2 separate regions of the Homo sapiens genome follow, and region 2 is linked to region 1. A link is a loop called in an ENCODE intact Hi-C map of the cell type or tissue named here. Cell type or tissue: HCT116. All regions are shown on one strand. Each heading gives the region's core, and the rest is flanking DNA. Links, peaks and the distances in the headings are about the cores only.

Evidence for each region. A loop is a pair of places that touch in the nucleus more often than their neighbours do. Peaks named below come from ENCODE experiments on the same cell type or tissue, not always from the same donor. Only the 100,000 strongest peaks of a DNase experiment are listed, where the experiment ranks them.
Region 2: a loop joins it to region 1, with 5 times the contacts of the local background. A loop is called at or near these places in 1 of 110 quality-filtered maps.

The regions. Positions count from the first base shown.
Region 1 is chrX:40,788,176-40,799,484 of GRCh38, forward strand. No RefSeq gene overlaps it. Among named protein-coding and RNA genes, the nearest start is that of MED14OS, 58 kb to the left of the region's middle. In HCT116, for the core only: a CTCF peak has its summit at 6,050 (motif pointing left); a DNase peak (open chromatin) is centred at 6,046; H3K27ac peaks cover 1,003 bases.
Region 2 is chrX:40,567,637-40,578,945 of GRCh38, forward strand. No RefSeq gene overlaps it. Among named protein-coding and RNA genes, the nearest start is that of ATP6AP2, 7.7 kb to the right of the region's middle. RefSeq lists enhancers at 3,394-3,483, 3,494-3,573 and a silencer at 6,181-6,475. In HCT116, for the core only: a CTCF peak has its summit at 6,334 (motif pointing right); a DNase peak (open chromatin) is centred at 6,336.

The sequences.
Region 1 (11,309 bases), core at 2,939-7,938:
TCTCAGGGCCTCAATTGCCTTTTATGTAAATGAGGATAATGATGCTAAGCTACCTGAAGGATTGCTGTGTTTAGTGAGATAATTGCCCCTGAAGATTTAGTTTAGGACTTGGCACATACTAAAAGCTCATTAAGTGGTAGCTCTTATCATTAAGTGCTAAAACAAGTAGTAAAGATAATAAATGCTATGAGGGGGTCTCTGGAGGAGGGGGGCATTTAAGCCAATTCTTTGAAAGCTTTGTAGGGTTTGAATAGACAGAGGATTGAGGAGGAAAAAGAGGACTTTCTAGGTAGGAGGGGAAAGATCTTTAAAATGTAAACGGTCATGCCAAAACAGTAGTTCATTTTAATTTGTGTTTTTTTAAAGTTCCAATTGCTTTTTTTGTCCAGCTGCCTTTTAAAAGCATCATTATTTAAAATCAAGCTGGGCATAGTGGCTCACACTTGTAATCCCAGCACTTTGGGAGGCCAAGACTGGCAGATCACTTGAAGCCAGAAGTTCGAGACCAGCCTCGTCAACATGGCAAAACCCCGTCTCTACTAAAAATACAAAAATTAGCAAGGTGTGGTGGCGCATGCCTGTAATCCCAACTACTCGGGAGGCTGAGGCACAAGAATCGCTTGAACCCAGGAGTTGGAGGTGGCAGTGAGCCGAGTTTGTGCCACTGCACTCTAGCCTAGGTGACAGAGTGAAACTCTGTCTCAAAAATAAATAAATAAATAAATAAATAAATAAATAAATAAAGCATCATTATTTAAAATTTGATTTGCTGTCATTACATTTTGCAGAATACTTGAATATGAATAGCATGTTTTATTACGCATATGAGAGAAAAACATTTTGAATCAACTTCCATGCTGCCTATCTTTAAGGCCCCCATTGGCTTCCTCATCCCTTATAATTTTTGTCTAGCTGCTACTTTGCATTTTAATTTGACCCTGCCTTTTATTTATTTGCACTTATTACCAGAGTGCTTTCTTAAATTAAAATTTTTTGTGTGTTTCCTATTCAGTATTTGATGACTGTTTATTACTGTAATTCATTGTTCAGAAAAATGTACCACATCCCACATCCATCATTATACTCCATTCTCCATGGGGTCTAAACCATTTTACGGAGTCATTAAATGAATATATTATTTGGGAATTAAATGAATGGAAAGAAAGGGAAAGGGTATCCAAAGGTGGTGAGGAGGTGAGGGAGGCAGTGGTGGGACTTATTCAAAGCACACCCTCCACTGCAAGCAGGAAGTACATAAAAAGCCTGAGCCTTTCCCTTTCCCCTACCTCCCCACTCTGCCCACTAGTCCTCTAATTTAGTGGAAACTTGCATTAATCTCTTTTTCAGACTGAGATTGGGAGTGTGCAGGGTGGTTGAACAAAAATTTGTGAAACATGTTGGTTGTCTCAGGTTTTGTTATCCAAGAAGACTGATATGGTTTGGCTATGTCCCCTTCCAAATCTCAACTTGAATTGTAGCTCCCATAATCCCCATGTATCATAGGAGGGACCCAGTGGGAGGTAATTGAATCATGGTGGTGGTGGGTTTTCCCATGCTGTTCTCATGACAATGAATAAGTCTCATGAGATCTGATGGTTTAATAAAGGGCAGTTCCCCTGCACAAGCTCTCTTGCCTGCTGCCATGTAAGATGTGCCTTTCCTCCTCCTTTGTCTTCTGCCATGATTGTGAGGCCTCCCCAGACATTTGGAACTGTGAGTCCATTAAACCTCTTTTTCTTTATAAATTACCCCGTCTCGGGTATTTCTTCATTGCAGTATGAAAATGGACTAATACAAAGACCCTGAATCAAGAATTTGAATGCCAATAGTTCATTTGAGAGGTGAACCTCAAAAACAACAGTGGGGAAAGGGGGAAGTAAAAAAGGAAGGAGAAGGAAGCCATGTTAAGGAGAAGGAAGGTATGTTATTGTCCAGAACTATAAAGGGTCATGTATTCATTTAAAATTTGAAAAAGAATAAATGCTTACTGGAGAAATTCCAGAAAAGATATATATGTATACAGATTATATGGATGTATATTATTATATGATATAAATGTCAAGAAGTGTGAAGGTTCTGAGATTTTACCGTACTTGCAAGCTAACAAGTTAGCCAGCCACAGATTCATAGATGCTGGCAGAAGACAGGAGACTCCTGGTTTAGAGGAAAGGGATATATTACTCATGGCACAGCAGGCAGTTCCCCACATTTCCACAGGGTGATGGGGAATGGCCCATATGGATGCTGCACATGCAGTATTAATCACCAAATTCCCATCCCTTTTCGACTAGGGCTGCTCCGGGGACCTTAACTCCATGGCACTTCTGGTCTATTGACCATTCTACCACACCCAGTTGTCAGAGCCAGTCCTGACCAAAATATGGAATTGGCTTTGATTACCAACTTCCCCTTCTCCAAACTTTCCCCAAGGTGACTGTCTCTACCTTCCCCAAGGAGAAAGTGGGTCCACATCTTTATGTGTCTTGGTCTCTTCTTTTATTCTCAGTGAAGTCTGCCATGGTAAACTCTTCATCTGCACTAGAGAGTAAATGGCTGGGAACAGCTGTGTTATCCTTGGAACTGGGATCAATGTCTTAAAGCTAAAGATTTAAACACCTCATTTAAGTGAAACGGGAGAGTTCCCTGATTCCCCTTGCGGATGTGTGATGGGGTGTCGCTTGCTTGGTCGCTGGCAGCTCAAACCCCTAGGGAGAGCATGCAGCTGGGCAGATGCAGAGGCCGTTGTGAGCACTTTTGGGCTCCGGCCCCAAGACAGCTTCTAGGGATGGGTGTCTGCAACTCCCGAAGCCCAAGTGGGCATGTGTTATCAAGCTCTTTCAGATTTGCCATCTGCAGGTGGCTTGTATGTTAAGCAGCTCAATGGACCCTCTGCCTTATTGCAAGGACTGGGGGGCAGTGTAACAGCCTTCTGTATCCTGAGTTATTGCCCAGTGTACCAGAAGAATCGGATCACACGTGGGCTCGAAAGATGAGTGCAAGATTTTATTGAATGGTGAAGGTGGCTCTCAGTGAGATGGATGGGGAGTCAGAAGGGGGTGGATGGAGTGGTAAGGTGGTCTTCCCCTGGAGTCAGGCCACCCAATGGCCAGATTCTTCTCTGACCGCCCCTAGCTGAATTCCCCTCAGCATCCAGATGTTACTCCTCTTCTCTCTTTCTCTGCTGCGTTGTTCCACTGTCGCTGGTCTGCTGGTCCCAACATTCAGCCACTTGTGTGTGTGCCCACTAAGGTCTTGGGTTTATACAGGGGCAGGATAGGCGGGGGGGACATGGCAGTCCAAAAGGCAACTTTTTGGGTGCAAAACCAGAAAAGCCTGTCTTCATTTAGGGCCGCAGGTCTTCAGGCTTGAGGGTGGGGTCTTTGCCGGGGAGCCACCTTCTTCTACCCAGTATTTCCCCGTCTCCTGTCCATCTCATTTCCCCCCTCTGAAGAGGTACATCTAACTGCTGTTAGAATATGTATGACAACTGACCTTAGCTACTTCCTGCTGACAGGGAGCATTGTTTTGGGGAAAATAGCAGTCAGATTCCTCTCAGAGGTCTATCTAAGGGTCCCCAGCAAAGCGGAGCCATTGTCTGAGGCTCTGGTTGCCTGACCATTTGGAGTTTGATGGTTTCTAGGTGTGAGAGAATAAAACAAGTTTTATAAGGTTAAGTATCCATGGGTTAAACGTGTATTATATAAGGAAAGAATCTAGTGCCAAGGGTTACAGAGATAAGAAGTGAGGCCGGGTGCTGTGGCTCACCCCTGCAATCCCAGCACTTTGGGAGGCCGAGGCAGAGGGATCACCTAAAGTCAAGAGTTCAAGACCAGCCTGGCCAACATAGTGAAACCCCGTCTCTAAAAATACAAAAATTAGCCGGGTGTGGCGGCGCACACCTGTAATCCCAGCTACTTGGGACGCTGAGGCAGGAGAATTGCTTGAACCTTGGAGGTGGAGGTTGCAGTGAGCCAAGATCACACCACTGCACTCCAGCCTGGGTGACAGAGTGAGACTCCATCTCAAAAAAAAAAAAAAAAGAAAGAAGTGAAATATACGAATTATTCTGAAAACATTATTGTGCTCTGTGGTATAGAACAGAACAAAGGTAAGAACAGCAAGCATAGGCAAGACTATAAAGAGGATACCCATGGAAGGCTAATTATTAACACTTATCTTTTGTGATTTTTAGCTTGAGGTCCCCAATCTCTTCACATTGGTACTTTGGGTGTTCTTCTGGGTCAACGGAGGTGACTCTGTTGGCTTCCCAAGTCTTTACTTGGGTATAATGAATCCAAGAGTCTATTCCAGTGACCTTCACTGCCACAGGAGTAGAAAGGAGTACAGTGTAGGGTCCCTCCCAACCTGGGCCTATAGAGAGAGAAAGGGAAGGGATATCACTTTTACTAGCACTAGGTCCCTTGGGTTGAACAGAGGTGGCCCTGGTTCACGGGATTGGGCCTCCAACAATTGTTTCAGTTCCTGTTGGAAATGGACCAAAGAGGTTATGTGCTTAGTTAAATTAGAGGTTTCTTGGTCTAGCAAGAGATAACTGGTGAGAAAAGGCTATCCACACATCATTTCAAAGGGACTCAAACCTAGCTTTGAAGGAGTGTTTCTGACATGTAGCAGGGCTATGGGGAGAAGGGTAGTCCAGGGGAGATGAGTCTCCTGAGACGGTTTCCTGAGGTGCCTTTTGATAATATCATTTGTCTTTTCTACCTTTCCCGGGGATTGTGGTCTCCAGGCATAATGAAGATAGTACTGTAGAACCAAGTGCCTTTGAGACCCCCTGGGTGACGGCCACCTTGAACGAGGGGCCATTATTGCTCTGGAGATACTTAGGAAGTCCAAAGCAGGGAATTATCTCATTGATTAGTACTTTTATCACCTCAGAGGCTTTCTCTGTCTGACATGGAAATGCTTCTACCCAGTTAGTGAACGTATCTATTTATAGTAGGAGGTACTGGATGCCCCTTGTCTTTGGCATATGGGTGAAATCCATTTGCCAGTCTTCCCCAAGGTAGCCGCTTGTCTTTTGAGTTCCTGGCCAAAGACGCTGTCGATTAAGGAGACTGTTTTTAAGGCAGATCTTGCCACCATTAACAACTTGTTTAACTCTTTGTATTAGATTTTTACCTGAGAACAATCTCTGGGCCAGTTGATAGGTTTTATCCTTACCTAGGTGGAAGGCCTAGTGAAGGCTTTTAAGTACTTTCCATTGGTTGGCAGCTGGTAGATGAAGCTTATTGTCCTCCGATTGTAGCCATCCTGAGGACTGCAGGATGTATCCCCAAGAGGTGGCCCATTCTATTTCTGCAAGAGAGTATTGAGGTTTTATTTCTCTGATGCGGCCCTCCCAGATCAGTAGGGCTTCAAGTGGATCAGAGACCTGGGCCCCCTTGCTGCTGATTTAGCTGCTTTGTCCTCCAGCCTATTTCCCTCGGCTATCTCATCCATCACTCTTTGATGGCCTTTACAATGTATTATTGCCAGCTCCCATGGGAGGAAAACCAAGGAAAATAGTCTTATTAATTTCCTGATGGTATTCAATGGGAGACTAATTAGCTGTGAGGAAGTTCTTCTCTTTCCAGATAGTAGCATGGGCATGGAGGACTAGGAAAGCATACTTAGAATCAGTATAAATGGGCCAGGCGCGGTGATTCACGCCTGTAATCCCAGCACTTTGGGAGGCCGAGGCAGGCGGATCACCTGAGGTCAGGAGTTCAAGACCAGCCTGACCAACATGGAGAAACCCTGTCTCTACTGAAAATACAAAATTAGCCGGGCATGGTGGCGCATGCCTGTAATCCCAGGTACCCGGGAGGCTGAGGCAGGAGAATCGCTTGAACCTGGGAGGCAGAGGTTGCAGTGAGCTGAGATTGCGCCATTGCACTCCAGCCTGGAAGTGCAATGAAGAGGAAACTCCGTCAGAAAGAGAGAGAGAGAGAGAGAGAGAGAGAGAGAGAGAGAGAGAGAGAGAGAGAGAGAGAGAAAGAATCAGTATAAATGCTGTTTTTCCTTTGCTTAACTTGAGCGCCCTCTTGAGGGCAATTAGTTTGGTTAGTTGAACACTTGTGCCCTAGGAGAGGTGCACTTTCAACTATATCGTTCATATAGCTGTTGCATACCCTGCTTTATGGGTTCTTTGTTCTACAAAAGAACTCCCGTCCGTAAAGAGAATCCAGTCTGGGTAAAACAGACTCGGGGCTGTTGCAGGGGGCACAGTGGGAGTGAGATCAGCTCTTTGGTTTGTGTGGGAGCTGGGTGGGGCCTGTGACTGCCGGCTTTCCCCCACTTCCCTGACAACTTGCATGACTCAGCAGAGGCAGCCATAATCCTCCTAGGAACACAACTTCAGTGACCTGGGAATCTCACCCCCATCCCCCATGGCAGCCGCAGCAAGACCCGCCAAGGAGAGCACGCCTAGCCCTGCTCCCACCTGATGGTCCTTCACTACCCACCCTGGTAGCAGAAGGCAAAGGACATATAATCTTGGGAGTTCTACAGCCGTGCCTACTGCCAGTCCCTCTCCACACTATTATAGTTGATGCTTTCTGGAAAGCACCACCTCCTGGCAGGAAGCCAACCAGCACAAAAATAGAGCATTAAACCAACAAAGCTAAGGACCCCCATGGAGTCCATTGCACCCTCCACCACCTCCACCAGAACAGGTGCTGGTATCCATGGCTGAAAGACTCACAGATGGTTCACATCACAGGACTCTGTGCAGACAACCCCCAGTACCAGCCTGGAGCCGGATTGACTCACTGGGTGGCTAGACCCAGAAGAGAGACAACAATCACTGGAGTTCAGCTCACAGGAAGCCACATCCCCAGAAAAGGGGGAGAATACTATATCAAGGGAACACCCCATGGGACAAAAAAATCTGAACAACAGCCTTCAGCCCTAGACCTTCCCTCTGACAGAGGCTACACAAATGAGAAGGAACCAGAAAACCAGCCCTGGTAATATAAGAAAACAAGGCTTGTCAACACCTCCCAAAAATTACACTGGTTCACCAGCAATGGCTCCAAACCAAGAAGAAATCCCCTATTTACCTGGAAAAGAATTCAGGAGGCTAGTTATTAAGCTAATCAGGGAGGGACCAGAGAAAGGCGAAGCCCAATGCAAGGAAATCCAAAGAAATGATGCAAGAAGTGAAGGGAGAAATATTCAAGGAAATAGATAGCCTAAAGAAAAAACAATCAAAAATTCAGAAAACTTTGGACACACTTTTAGAAATGCGAAATGCTCTGGAAAGTCTCAGCAATAGAATTGAACAAGTAGAGGAAAGAAACTCAGAGCTCGAAGACAAGGTCTTTGAATTAACCCAATCCAACAAAGACAAAGAAAAAAGATTAAGAAAATATGAACAAAGCCTCCAAGAAGTCTGAGATTATGTTAAACACCCAAACCTAAGAATAATCAGTGTTTCTGAGGAAGAAAACAATTCAAAATGCTTGGAAAATATATTTGGGGGAATAATCAAGGAAAACTTCCCCAGCCATGCTAGAGACCTAGACATGCAAATACAAGAAGCGCAAGGAACACCTGGGAAATTCATCACAAAAAGATCATCGCCTAGGCGCACTGTCATCAGGTTATCCAAAGTTAAGACAAAGGAAAGAATCTTAAGAGCTGTGAGACAGAAGCACCAGGTAACCTGTAAAGGAAAACCTATCAGATTAACAGCAGATTTCTCAGCAGAAACCCTACAAGCTAGAAGGGATTGGGGCCCTATCTTCAGCCTCCTCAAACAAAACAATTATCAGCCAAGAATTTTGCATCTGGCAAAACTAGGCATCATATATGAAGGAAAGATACAGTCGTTTCAGACAAACAAATGCTGAGAGAATTCGCCATTACCAAGCCACCACTACAAGAACTGCTAAAAGGAGCTCTAAATCTTGAAACAAATCCCGAAAACACATCAAAACAGAACCTCTTTAAAGCATAAATCACACAGGACCTGTAAACCAAAAATACAAGTTAAAAAGCAAAACAAACAAACAAAGTATGCAGGCAACAAAGAGCATGATGAATGCAACGGTACCTCACATTTCAATACTAACTGAATGTAAATGGCCTAAATGCTCCACTTAAAAGATACAGAACCGCAGAATGGATAAGAACTCACCAACTGGCCGGGTGCGGTGGCTCTCTCCCGTAATCCCAGCACTTTGGGAGGCCGAGGTGGACGGATCACAAGGTCAGGAGATCGAGACCATCCTGGCTAACAAGGTGAAATCCCGTCTCTACTAAAAATACAAAAAATTAGCCGGGTGTGGTGGTGGGCACCTGTAGTCCCAGCTACTCAGGAGGCTGAGGCAGGAGAATGGCGTGAACCCGGGAGGCGGAGCTTGCAGTGAGCCGAGATTATGCCACTGCACTCCAGCCTGGGCAACAGAGCGAGACTCCATCTCAAAAACAACAACAACAACAAAAAAACAAAAACAGAACAAACAAAAAGAACTCACCAACCATCTGCTGCCTTCAGGAGACTCACCTAACACATAAGGACTCACATAAAGTAAAGGAGTGGAAAAAAGGCATTTCATGTAAATGGACACCAAAAGTGAGCAGGGATAGCTATTCTTATATTAGACAAAACAAACTTTAAAGCAATAGCAGTTAAAAGAGAAAAAGCGGGACATTATATGATGGTAAAAGGCCTTGTCCAACAGGAAAATATCACAATCCTAAACATACATGCACGTAACACTGGAGCTCCCAAATTTATAAAACAATTACTAATAGACCTAAGAAATGTGATAGACAGCAATACAATAATAGTGGGGGACTTCAATACTCCACTGACAGCGCTAGACAGGTCATCAAGACAGAAAGTCAGTAAAGAAACAATGAATTTAAACCATACCTTGGAACAAATGGACTTAACAGACATACACAGAACATTTCATCCAACAACCACAGAATACACATTCTATTCGACAGTGCATGGAACTTTCTCCAAGATAGACCATACGATAGACCATGAAATGAGCCTCAATAAATTTAAGAAAATTGAAATTATATCAAACACTCTCTCAGACCACAGTGGAATGAAACTGGAAATCAACTCCAAAAGGAACCTTCAAAACCACCACGCAAATACATGGAATTAAATAACCTGCTCTTGAATGAGCAAAAGGTCAAAAACCAACTCAAGATGGAAATTTAAAAACTCTTCAAACTGAATGACAATAATGACACAACCTATCAAAACCTCTGGGATACAGCTAAGGCAGTGCTAAGAGGAAAGTTCATAGTCCTAAACACCTACATCAAAAAGTCTGAAAGAGCACAAACAGACAATCTAAGGTCATACCTCAAGGAACTAGAGAAAGAAGAACAAACCAAACCCCAAACCAGCAGAAGAAAGGAAATGACCAAGATCAGAGCAGAACTAAATGAAGTTGAAATTTAAAAAAACTAATACAAAAGATAAATGAAACAAAAAGCTGGTTCTTTGAAAAGATAAATAAAATTGATAGACCATTAGCAAGATTAACCAAGAAAAGAAGAGAGAAAATCCAAATAACCTCGCTGAGAAACAAAACAGGAGATATTACAACTGACACTACTGAAATACAAAAGATCATTCAAGGCTACTATGAACACCTTTACACACATAAACCAGAAAACCTAAAAGAGATGGATAAATTCCTGGAAAAATACAACCTTTCTAGCTTAAATCAGGAAGAATTAGATACCCTGAACAGACCAATAACAAGCAGAGCGATTGAAATGGTAATTTAAAAATTACCAACAAAAAATGTCCAGGACTTTTTCTGTCCAGGACAGAAGGATTCACAGAAGAATTCTATCAGACATTCAAAGAAGAATTGGTATCAATCCTTTTGACACTATTCCATAAGATAGAGAAAGAAGGAACCCTCCCTAATTCATTCTATGAAGCCAGCATCACCCTAATACCAAAACCAGGAAAGGACACAACCAAAAAAGAAAACTGGCCAGGTGTGGTGGCTCACGCCTGTAATCCCAACACTGGGAGGCTGAGGTGGGCAGATCACGAGGTCAGGAGATCAAGACCATCCTGGCCAACATGGTGAGTCCCCGTCTCCACTAAAATACAAAAAATTAGCCGGGCGTGGTGGTGCGTGCCTGTAGTCCCAGCTACTTGGGAGGTTGAGGCAGGGGAATCACCACTTGAACCCAGGAGCTGGAGGTTGCAGTGAGCTGAGATTGTGCCACTGCACTCCAGCCTGGTGACAGAGCAAGGCTCCGTCTCAAAAAAAAAAAGAAAACTACAGACCAATATCCTTGATGAACATAGATGCTAAAATCCTTAACAACATACTAGCTAACTAAATCCAACAACATATCAAAAAGGTAATCCACCATGATTAAGTGGGTTTCATACCAGGGATGCAGGGATGGTTTAACATACACAAGTCAATAAATGTGATACACCACATAAACAGAATTAAAAACAAAAATCACACGATCATTTCAATAGATGCAGAAAAAGTATTTGACAAAATCCAGCATCACTTCATGATTAAAACCCTCAGCAAAATCACCATACAAGGAACATACCATAATGTCATAAAAGCCATCTATGACAAACCCACAGCCAACATGATACTAAATGGAGAAAAGTTGAAAGCATTCCCTCTGAGAACTGGAACAAGAGAAGGATGCACACTCTCACCACTCCTCTTCCACATAGTACTGGAAGTCCTAGCCAGAGCAATCAGGCAAGAGAAAGAAATAATGGGCATCCAAATCTTTAAAGAGGAAGTCAAACTGTCCCTGTTTACTGACGATATGATCGTTTACCTTGAAAACCGTAAGGACTCCAACAGAAAGCTCATAGAACAGATAAAAGAATTCAGCAAAGTTTCCGGATACAAGACTAATGTACACAAATCAGTAGTTCTTCTATACACCAACAGAGACCAAGTGGAGAATCAAATCAAGAACTCAAGCCCTTTTACAATAGCTGCAAAAAAATAAAATACTTAGGAATGTAGCTAACAAAAGAGTCGAAAGACCTCTACAAGGAAAACCACAAAACATTGCTGAAAGAAATCATAGATGGCACAAACAAATGGAAACACATCCATTGGGTAGAATCAATATTGTGAAAACGACCATACTGCCAAAAGCAATTTACAAATTCAATACAATCCCCATCAAAATACCGCCATCATTCTTCACAGAGTTAGAAAAAACAATTCTAAAATTCATGTGGAACCAAAAAAGAGCCCACATAGCCAAAGCAAGACTAAGCAAAAAGAACAAATCTGGAGGCATCACACTACCTGATTTCAAACTATACT
Region 2 (11,309 bases), core at 3,546-8,545, 220 kb before region 1:
GAAAAATAAGTTATGATACGCTGATTATGTTGTGAAGTGACTTAGGCCAATTTGGTCAGGCACACATGGAAGCTCTCTGTAGCCACCATTAGTCCAAAGTAAGTGGAGCCTACTTATTCCCCACCTTGCTACTGGGTTAGAACAAAAGCAGGTCTCAGGTCCAAATTGGCCAAATATATTAACAAGCAGGCACAACAATTGTATAACCTCTTCGATGGACTCAAACCCAGCTCTTGGTCGTTCGTGCAAGGTTCATTTGCTGCAAAGGCTACAGTGTCCTGAAAACAGGATTCCTTTAGCCTTGTAGGTGGAATCAGGCAACAAGAATGTTCAAATTCATGGCTGGACAAAGGGCTTATTGGACATCTAGCCTTAGGTGCTACTGAGCATGGGCCACATGCCCATCTAGATTCAATCACCTTGGTTGTGTAAGGGTGAGGAGGATCTCTAGCATAGCTCACAGCCAATCCGTATACCTTGAATACTTCTTAATTCAACAATAAGAGCCTATTTCTAATAGCCATTGTGCAGATTGACTTGAACACTCATTATGCTCATTAGCAACATATCTGGCAACACCTGTAAAGGGCAACGGACTGTTCCAAGAGGGTAGCTTAAGGTAACTACAGTAACACACATTGCTAACACACTATCTGTATATTACAGACACCATAACACAGACAATAGAATACTATGCACCTATATACTTCCTGAAATGGCATGGTAGCTGAGATATTTTATCTTTTTTTTTAGAGAGAGACAAGAGCTCACTATGTTGTCCAGGGTGGTCTTGAACTCCTGGCCTCAAGCAATCTTCCTGCCCTAGCCTCCCGAAGTGCTGGGATTACAGGCATGAGCCACCTTACCCAGTTGCTGAGACATTTTAAAGTAAAATAAGCAAGAATGTGTAATGTGATATTTTTCTAAGAAAAAATTAAAAATTATATATATGATTGAATAGGTATAGCAGAAAGTCTAGACCAATATAGAACTTATTTTTACCTCTAGAGAGGGAAGAGATGACAGAATCCCTCCATGTTTTTCTTTTTTCTTTCTTTCTTTCTTTTTTTTTTTTTGAGATGGAGTCTTGCTCTGCCACCCAGGCTGGAGTGCAGTGGCATGATCTCGGCTCACTGCCACCTCTGCCCACCTCCCAGGTTCAAGCAATTCTCCTGCCTCAGCCTCCTGAGTAGGTGGGATTACAAGCGCTTACCACCACGCCTGGCTAATTTTTGTATTCTTAGTAGAGACAGGGTTTCACCATGTTGGCCAGGCTGTTCTTGAACTCCTGACCTCAAGAGAGCCGCCCACCTTGGGCTCCCAAAGTTCTGGGATTACAGGCATGAACCACTGCACCTGGCCCATGTTTTACTTTATGCATTTCTGTATTTTGAGGTTTTTTTTCACAAGTATGCATTACTTTGGTAACATAAATTTTAAAAATTAAACTTTTTATAAAGTGATGTTGCATAATAATTATGTGATGAGATGCTGATAATATATTGTTGGGTAAAATGGTATTCCATTAGCTATGACAGCCATTGTCTCCTTACCTATATGCAAACCCGTATGGCAGATTGTATTTTCCAAAGATGGCCACACCAATAAATATCCGAATCCACAGGCTCTTCTTACAATGTGACTTTGACTTTGACAAGCCTCTACTGATGGGTGGAGGGTCCATGTTCCCTCCTCTTGAACCTGGGCAGCCCCTTATATCTGCCTTGACCAGTAGAATAGAGAGGAAGTGATGCTCAGTGACTTTCTAAAGCTAGTTCATAAAAGGTGCTATGGCTTCCACCTGGTTTTCTCCTTTTGGGGACACACACCTTAGCCTTTGGAATCCAGAGTTTCCATGGAATCCATCTGGTTACCCTGAAGCCACCTCCTAGAATGTCCATGTGTGGAGAGGTCATGTAGAAATAGAGAGAGAGTTGCCCAATATGCCCCAACACTTCCAGCCCCCAGATGTTTGAGTCTTTCCAGCACAGGTGCCAGGCATGTGAGTGAAGAAACCTTAAAGATGACACCACCTCCAGCCACTGTCTGACTGCAGTGGCACTGAGAGACCCCAAGCCAGATGCCACCCAGCCAAGCTGCTCCCAAATTCCTGATCACAGAGACGTGATCCTGCCTCTACTAAAAATACAAAAATCAGCTGGGCATGGTGACAGGCACTTGTAATCCCAGCTACTCAGGAGGCTGAGGTGGGAGGATCTCTGGAACCCAGGAGGTGGAGGTTGCAGTGAGCCAAGATCGGGCCACTGCACTCTAGCCTGGGAGACAGAGCGAGACTCCATCCCAATAAAATAAATAAATAAAGTATGGACTTTATTATTAATACATTAATATTGGTTCTGACAAATATACCACACTAATGTATCATGGTAACAATAGGGGAAAGTTGGATGTAGAGTATATGAGAATTCTCTGCACTATCTTTGTAGCTTGTCTATAAATTGAGACCTATTCTAAAATAAAAAGCTCATTCAAACAAATTCTAACTGGAAAGTTGAACCGGGCACCAAGTGGAAAGCTGAACTGTGGATGAAGGAGAGAGCAAATGCCGCACGAGAAGTCTGAACACCACGAGAGTTAGGAACATGGGGCTGTAAGCTCCTCCAGGGTGAAGTCTCAGTCTGAGGCACCCTTCTCTCCCCATCCCCAGTGCCACACCTAGTGCAAACAGAACTCAACTTCTGTGCAGAAGAAATGGGTGAGGACAATGACAATGCAAAGCCAGGCTTCCATGCTCCTCTGTAGGCTCTCCCTAATACCCAAGAGCGGGTCAGTGCAAGGTGCTCCCGCAGGCCGCTAGGTGCAGGTTTCCTGGAATGGCCCTGCTGGGGATGAGGAAGGGTATCTAGAGACTGAAGATTTTTCATTAATAAGTCATCGCATTCATAAAGGGGAAGTAGCTACCAGAGGTGATGAGAGAAGAGGGAGCACAGTTGTTTTCCTGAGGCTGGTAATGGATCCTTAATGACCAATTCACACTCCCGAGTCTAGACTCTTTCCCCTATGGTCAGCAGGACGATGCTCCATAACTGGGGGAAGCTGGAGTGTGATCTCCCTAGAGGAGGGAGGGGCTTGAAGACTGCTGGAAGCTTTAAACAGCTGCAGGGATGGGGAGGAAGGGAGGAAGCAGTGAGTGGGGCAGGAGAAAGGGTGGTCAGGCAGGTTTGAGGGCCCACATGACAGCCACTTCCCAGGGGTAGGGGAATTTCCACAGCAGCAATCAGCAGCCCATTATAGAAAAAGAAGGTGGGCAGCCACATGCTGGGAGGAAAGGGAATCAGGCTGTGGTTTTTTGAATCATGGGTTAAAAGCGGAACGGGGAAGGCAGAAGAGACAGAAGCGGAGCTGGTGGGAGGAAATAGAGGACCTGCTCACGACATCAAGCACCTCAACCAGCTCCTGTCAGCTCCAGAGATTCTGTCTTAAAAAGAGTTGTAGCAGAGATGAAATCTTGCCCTGTCTTTGCTTTTGTAATTATCTGTGCTACCGGAAAGGGGTCCAGATCCAGACCCCAAGAGGGAGTTCTTAGATCTCGAGCAAGAAAGACTTTGGGGCGAGTCCATAAAGTGAAAGCGAGTTTGTTAAGAAAGTAAAGAAATAAAGAATGGCTACTCCATAGGCAGAGCAGCAGCTTAGGGTGCCCAACTGATAGTACTTATAGTTATTTCTTGATTATATGCTAAACAAGGGGTGGATTATTCATGAGTTTTCCGGGAAAGAGGTGGGCAATTCCTGGAACTGAGGGTTCCTCCCCCTTTTAGACCATATAGGGTAACTTCCTGACATTGCCATGGCATCTGTAAACTGTCATGGTGCTGGTGGGGGTGTCTTTTAGCATGCTAATGCATTATAATTAACATGTGATGAACAGTGAGGACGACCAGAGTTCACTTTCATGGCCATCTTGGTTTTGGCAGCCTTCTTTACCGCATGCTTTATCAGCAAGGTCTTTATGACCCGTATCTTGTGCGGACCTCCTATCTCATCCTGTAACTGAGAATGCCTAGTCCTCTGGGAAGGCAGCCCAGTAGGTCTCAGGCTCATTTCACCCAGCCCCATTCAAGATGGAGTCACTCTGGTTCAAATGCCTCTGACATCTGGAAATTGAACTTACTGTGATCCTTTTACTCCCAGAAAATTCCCTCCATTTCATACTTATGGATAATAGAAACCATCATTTGTTAATTTATTCATTCACTCATTCATTCATTCATTCCTTCATCCATTGCTGTGTGCTTACAATGTGCTCTGTGCACATTGGGCACTGCTAACTTGGAGCTGAACCACGTGGAAATAAGCTTTTTCTTCTTTACCCCTTCAGATGGGACATAAATTCTCAGTTTATTTCCCTAAGATTTAGCTCTGAAGTTATCAGGGCCCAGTGTTCACACAGTGCATTATAAACACACAATATTAAATAAAGGGATGAATGAATAGTGAATGAACAAATTCACAAATAATGTTTCCTATTCATGTGAGTTTAAATATACTCATCCACTAGGTGCAAACTGAGAATACCCTACTTTTGAAAGTTTTTAGATACAATTTGATATGGTTACATGCTTACATCTTTTTTCTCCCTTTCACACAGCTACGAACTCTAACTTGCATGAGTCTTAAGTGGACAACTTATTGCATTTTCACCTATGTATATCCCTCATGTAACCACCACCTAGATCAAGACACAGAACATTACCGGAACCCCAGACAGTTCCCTTATGCCCTTCAAGTCAGCCTCCCTCACCTTCAGAGATAATTAATATTCTGACTTCTATTACCATAGATTCAGAAGACACTCTGCATTTGATTAGGTTTTTTCAGGGGAGTTGGGAAGAACTATCCCAAAGTCACTGAAGTCAGTATCCAGTGTCTCAATGAGATGAAGTGCCCACTAAAACTTGGAAATAGGTTTGTCCTCTGCCTCAGTCGGGGTTTAGTCAGGAAAACAAGATATATCAAGTAAGGCCAGGCTCGGTGGCTCACACCTGTAATACCAGCACTTTAGGAGGCCAAGGAGGGTGGATTGCTAGAGCCCGAGAGTTTGAGACCAGCCTGGGCAACAAAGTGAGACCCCCCATCTCTAATTTAAAAAAAAATCTCAGGCCAGGCGCGGTGGCTCACACCTGTAATCCCAGCACTTTGGGAGGCTGAGGCAGGTGGATCACCTGAGGTCAGAAGTTCAAGACCAGCCTGATCAACATGGTGAAACCCCGCCTCTACTAAAAATACAAAAATTAGCCCGTCAGCTGAGGCAGGAGAATCGCTTGAACCTGGGAGGTGGAGGTTGTAGTGAGCCGAGATCGCACCATTGCACTTCAGCCTGGGCAACAAGAGTGAAACTCTGTCTTAAAAAAAAAAAAAATCAAGCCAGGCGCAGTGGCTAACACCTGTAATCCCAGCACTTTGGGAAGCCAAGGCAGGTAGACCACTTGAGGCCAAGAGTTTCAGACCAGCCTGGCCAACATGGCAGAAACCCTGTCTCTACTAAAACATACAAAAATTAGCTGGGCATGGTGGCACACACCTGTAATCCCAGCTACTGGGGAGGCGGAGGCTGCAGTGAGCCGGGATCATGCCACTGCACACCAGCCTGGGTGACAGAGCGAGCCTCTGTCACAAAAAAAAAAAAAATGCTGACAGATCTTAAGAAAAGGATGTACTCATCAGAAGGTGAGGTTTGTCAGTGGAAGTATATAGGGAGCCTGAGAAAAGAATAAGGATAAGAATAAGAATAAGAATAAGAATAAGAATAAGCAAGCAGTGTCCAGATGACAACATGCTCATTTTAGCCAAAAATATTTTGGTTACAAGTCCCCAGACACCCAATCAAACCAGCTGATGCAAAAGAGAAGGTTGACATCACATCCATTAGGATGGCTACTATCAAAAAAAAAAAAAAAAAAAAAGGAAAGAAAAGAAAAGAAAAAAAAACTCAGAAAATAGCAAGTGTTGCTGAGGATGTGACAAAATGAAAACCCTTGTGCACTGCTGATGGGATTGTAAAATGGTGCAGCCTCTAAGGAAAATAATATGGCAGTTCCTCAAACAATTAAAAACAGACTTACCACATGCTATGGTTTAAATGCGTCCCCTAAAGTTGATGCCTTGGAAACTTAATCCCCAATGCAACAGTGTTGAGAGCTGGGACCTTTAAGAGGTGATTAGGTCATGAGAACTCTGCCTTCATGAATGGATTAATGTTGTTATTGAGAGAGTGAGTTAATTATTTCAAGAGTGGGCTTGTTTTAAAAAGCGAGTTTGGACCTCTTTTGCTCTCTTGCTCTCTGTCTCCCTCTTGCCTTCTGCCATGGGATAGCACAGCAAAAAGGCCCTCGCCAGATGGCAGCACCTTGATATTGGACTTCCCAGCCTCCAGCACTGTAAGAAAGAAATACTTTTCTTCATAAATTACCCAGTTGGTGGTATTCTATTATAGCAACACAAAATGGCAGCTCCAGACACCATATGACCCAGCAATTCCACTCCTGGGTATATACTCAAAATAATTGAAGCAGGAGCTCAAAGAGATTTCTTTTTTTTTTTTTTTTGGAGACAGGATCTCGCTCTGTCACCCAGGCTGGAGTGCAATGGTGCAATCTCGGCTCACTGCAACCTCCGCCTCCCAGGTTCAAACGATTCTCCTACCTCAGCCTCCCAAGTAGCTGAGACTACAGGTGCCCGCCACCATGCCCAGCTAATTTTTTTTTTTTTTTGTATTTTTGGTAGAAACAGGGTTTTACCATGTTGCCCAGGCTGGTCTCGAGCTCCTGGGTCCAAGTGATCTGCCCACCTCGGCTTTTCAAAGTGCTGGGATTACAGGTGTAAGCCACCACGCCCAGCCTCAAAGAGATATTCGAACACCCATGTTCATAGCAGCATTATTCACAATAGCAAAAAGGTGGAGGGTGTCCATCCATGGATGAACGGATAAACAAAATGTGTTGTATCCCTACAACAGAATACTATTCAGTCTGAAGAAGGAAGACGATTCTGACACATGCCACAACATGAATGAACCTTGAGGACATTATGCTAAGTGGAATAAGCCAGTCACACAAAGATAAATACTGTATGATTCCACTTAGACAAAGTGTCTAGAGTAGTCAAATTCATAGAGACAGAAAGTAGATCAGTGGTTGCCAGGGTCTGGCATAATGGGGGAATGGGGAATTATTGTTTAATGGGTAGAGAGTTTCAGATTTGCAAGATGAAAGAGTTCTGGGGATGGACTGTGGTGATGGCTGCACAACAATGTGAATGTACTTAATGCCACTGAACTGTACAGTTAAAATGGTGAAGATGGTCAATTTTATGTTACCTGTATTTTATTACAATTAAAAATAATTTTTACGGAGGTGGTGGATCACCTGGGGTCAGGAATTCGAGACCAGCCTGGCCAACATGGCGAAACCCCGTCTCTACTAAAAATACAAAAATTAGTCAGGCATGGTGGCGCATGCCTATAATCCCAGCTACTCGGGAGGTTGAGGCAGGAGAATCGTTTGAACCCGGGAGGCAGATGTTGCAGTGAGCTGAGATTGCGCCATTGCACTCCAGCCTGGGCAACAGAGCGAAACTCCGTCTCAAAATATAATAATAATAATAATAATAATAATAATAATAATAATAATAACAATAATTTTTAAAGAAGAGGAGGTTGAGTTATAAGAATTCTGGGCCATCACACATAGTTCTAAATCAGGGGATGCAGCTGAGTCTCCCCACGGATGAGAAAATAATTTTAGAGCTGGCAGGAATTGCAGGCACATTTGGTCTTTCCTGTCTACTTGTCTCTGGATGTTTGCTTTGCTCCTCTCTTTCTGCAGCCCAGCTTCTCCACCTCTGAGTATGTGGCAAAAGATGGTAATTCATAGGTCTCCCTGTTCAACTGTTATACAAGAATCACTAGCATCTTTTGGCCTCAATCCCAGAATTCTAGGATAGAGAAGCCCATTGGCCCAGTCTGGGTCATGTGACCACTCCTGCTTTAGTCTGCCAGGGATGTGGACTCATAAAGTACAGACAGGGCCGGGCACAGTGGCTCATGCCTTTAATCCCAGCACTTTGGGAGGCCAAGGCGAGTGGATCACTTGAGGCCAGGAGTTCAAGACCATCCTGGCCAACATGGTGAAACCCCATCTCTACCAAAAGTACAAAAATTAGCTGGGTGTGGTGGCATGTGCCTGTAATCCTAGCTACTCAGGAGGCTGGGGCAGGAGAATCGCTTGAACCCGGGAGGCGGAGGTTGCAGTGAGCTGAGATTGCGCCACTGTACTCCAGCCTGGGCAACAGAGCAAGAGTCCGCCTCAAAAAAAAAAAAAAAAAAAAAAGGTACAGACAGGACCGTAGAGGTCATGGAAACGGTGGGAAGCTATCATAAATGGCAAGGTGTGGTCCTTGTAGTCATCCCCAATATATGGTTTATTACAGTGCCCTGTCAGTCTGAAACAAATATTCAGTCTGCTTCGTGTGTACGTTCCAGATGTGGACATGGATACAACAGAGCTTAATGCATTAAATATTTGCTCTGATTGTATACTCACCAAGTCTATTCTGACTAATTCAAAGAGTCCTATGTCACTTGCATTTTTGGAGAGAAAACACTAGCCAGGTTGACATGAATATGCAGACTACTACATACTTATATATCTCACTGTAAATGAACAAACTGCTGTTCGCAACATTAAGATCTTATGAGTTTATTATTTTGGGTTGATGTCACCCAGTTGGATTAACTCTCGGATGCTGATAGAACTGGGATTCTCAGGCTGGAAGGCCAAAGCCTGGCTTTTGCCTCATAGTGAATTCCCACAGGAGATAGCATCTCTACTATCTCTCGGAAGACAGCCATTAGCATGCCAACCACAACACTGGCCTTTCTTTGGAAACTTCCACACTCACTGAAGACATGTTTTGTAAACACAAGATTTTGCAAACATAATTTGAAACCACATACAAATAATTTCTACCAAGTCAAAAAGAAGTGCTCCTTCTCAAGACTCAAAAAAAGCAAACTAGATTTTTAAAACCTTTCTACTGGAAAATACAGCACACAAGTGAACATACAATATCAATGCTCAGAATATGGATAATCACAAAATGAACACTAGTGTGACAACCACCACCACCATTCAGAAATGACCAGCACCCCTAAATACTTCTCCATGTCTCTTTCAGACATATCTTTCTCCCCTCCACCCTGGAGGTAATCACTGTTCTAATTTTTTATGGTAACCATTTCCTTGCTTTTCTTTAAACTTTTGTCATCTATGCTGGATTCTTTAAAAATATAGTTTCTGGGTTTTTTTTTTTTTTTTTTTTTTTTTTGGAGATAGCGTTGCCCTCTGTCACCCAGGCTGGAGTGCAATGATGAGATCTTGACTTACTGCAGTCTCAACCTCCTGGGTTCAAGTGATCCTCCTGTCTCAGCCTCCCCAGTAGCTGGGACTACAGGTATGCGCTACCATGCCTGGCTAATTTTTTTTTCTTTTGAAACAGGGTCTCACTTTGTCGCCCAGGCTAAATTGCAGTGGCACAAGCTTGACTCACTGCAACCTCCGCCTCCCAGGTTCAAGCGATTCTCCCGCCTTGGCCTCCCGAGTAGCTAGGACTACAGGCACGTACCACCATACCTGGCTAATTTTTGTATTTTTTGGTAGTGATGGGGTTTCACCATGTTGACTAGGCTGGTCTTGAACTCCTGACCTCAAGTGATCCACTCGCCTAGGCCTCCCAAACTGCTGGGATTACAGGTGTGAGCCACCGCGCCCAGCCCAGACTTTCCTTGTTTTTGATGACTTCTGAGGAGCAGCAGTCAGATATTTTGTAGAATGCCCCTCTATTGGCATTTATCTGATGTTTTTCTCATGATTACACTGGGGTTATGGGTATGGGGGAGGAAGATCATAGAGGTGAAGTGCCTGCCATTATCATTGTATCACATCAAGGGCACACACTGTCAACATGACCGATCACTGTTGGTGTTGACCTTGATCACATCGCCTAGATAGTATTTGTTGGGTTTTTGCACTGCAAAGCTGCTCTCCCCTCCCCCACACCTTTCCATAGTGTATATAGTACCTTTTGAAGAACATAAATTCTTAATTTTAACTGCATGGTCTGGGAGAGGGGCATGATCTTCGCCTCCACAGGGCTCCTGGATGGGATGTCTCATTTGCAGGGATCAGCTCATGTTATCGCGCTCACTCCGGGATCACTCAGAACTCACTGCTGGACTTAATTGGGGGACGAGGGCGAGACTTAAGGAAGCAAATGGAATTATGTATTCTTTCAAATCTTGCATCTGGACCTCTAGTTTTGAAACTCAAGAGCCAAGAATTTGACATTTGTTTTCAGGTTCTCCTGAGAGTCCTCCCCTCAGGGCAACGGATGGCTGCAGTCTTGCCTATTTGGCCTGTGGGGAGGGTGGAGAAAGGCTTCTTTTAGGCTAACAAATGGGGTCATAACTTCAAATATTGTATTACCCTGCTACACACATATCCATCTCTAAATGCTTCAGTGGAAAAGTTAACCGCACATCACCAGTTGTTTACTGAGCGCTAAAGATTGAATCAGCAGGGCTGCATTCACGAAGCAGAACTGCTGACGATTCAGAATATGACCTTGAGTACATATGCCCTTCCCTAGGCTTCAATCTCTCAATCTATGAAACAAGGAGAGGGCTTCCGACAATGTTTATCTTGCTAAATTCCAAGGTTGTAGAGAACAACAATGCCCCTTTGCAACCTCAGGTGAAAAGGGCCCTTAGGTGTAAAGAATACACTATTCGCTGTTAGCTCAAAAGGGGATGTTATTTCTCAAGACATAAATGGATTGTGAAAGATTGTGAGGTTTTCTGGGGGAATGGGGGGGTGGGGACTTATTTTATATTCCAGTCTATTTACAAATTTTTTCATCTTCCTCAAATTCAAAGAAATAAGAATGTACTAGAAGTCTTAAGAACAGAAACATTCACTCCTTTCCCTGTTTCCTTAAGCTGGATGAAATGGCAGGAGGTCTGCTCCACTTTTAGCTGATTATGTCCCTAAATAAGGTTTAGATAAGTTCTTGCAGGGCCTGTGATTCAAAACCTGTTCTAAGACATGCAGGGAGATGGACAAAGAATTTTAGTTGGTGTGAAAAGATTGTGAATTTATCATGCTTAAAAATGAATTTTTAAAAATGATTAATTTTTTTCCGCCGGGAGCAGTGGCTCACGCCTGTAATCTCAGCACTTTGGGAGGCTTTAGTGGGTGGATCGCCTGAGGTCAGGAGTTCGAGACCAGCCTGGC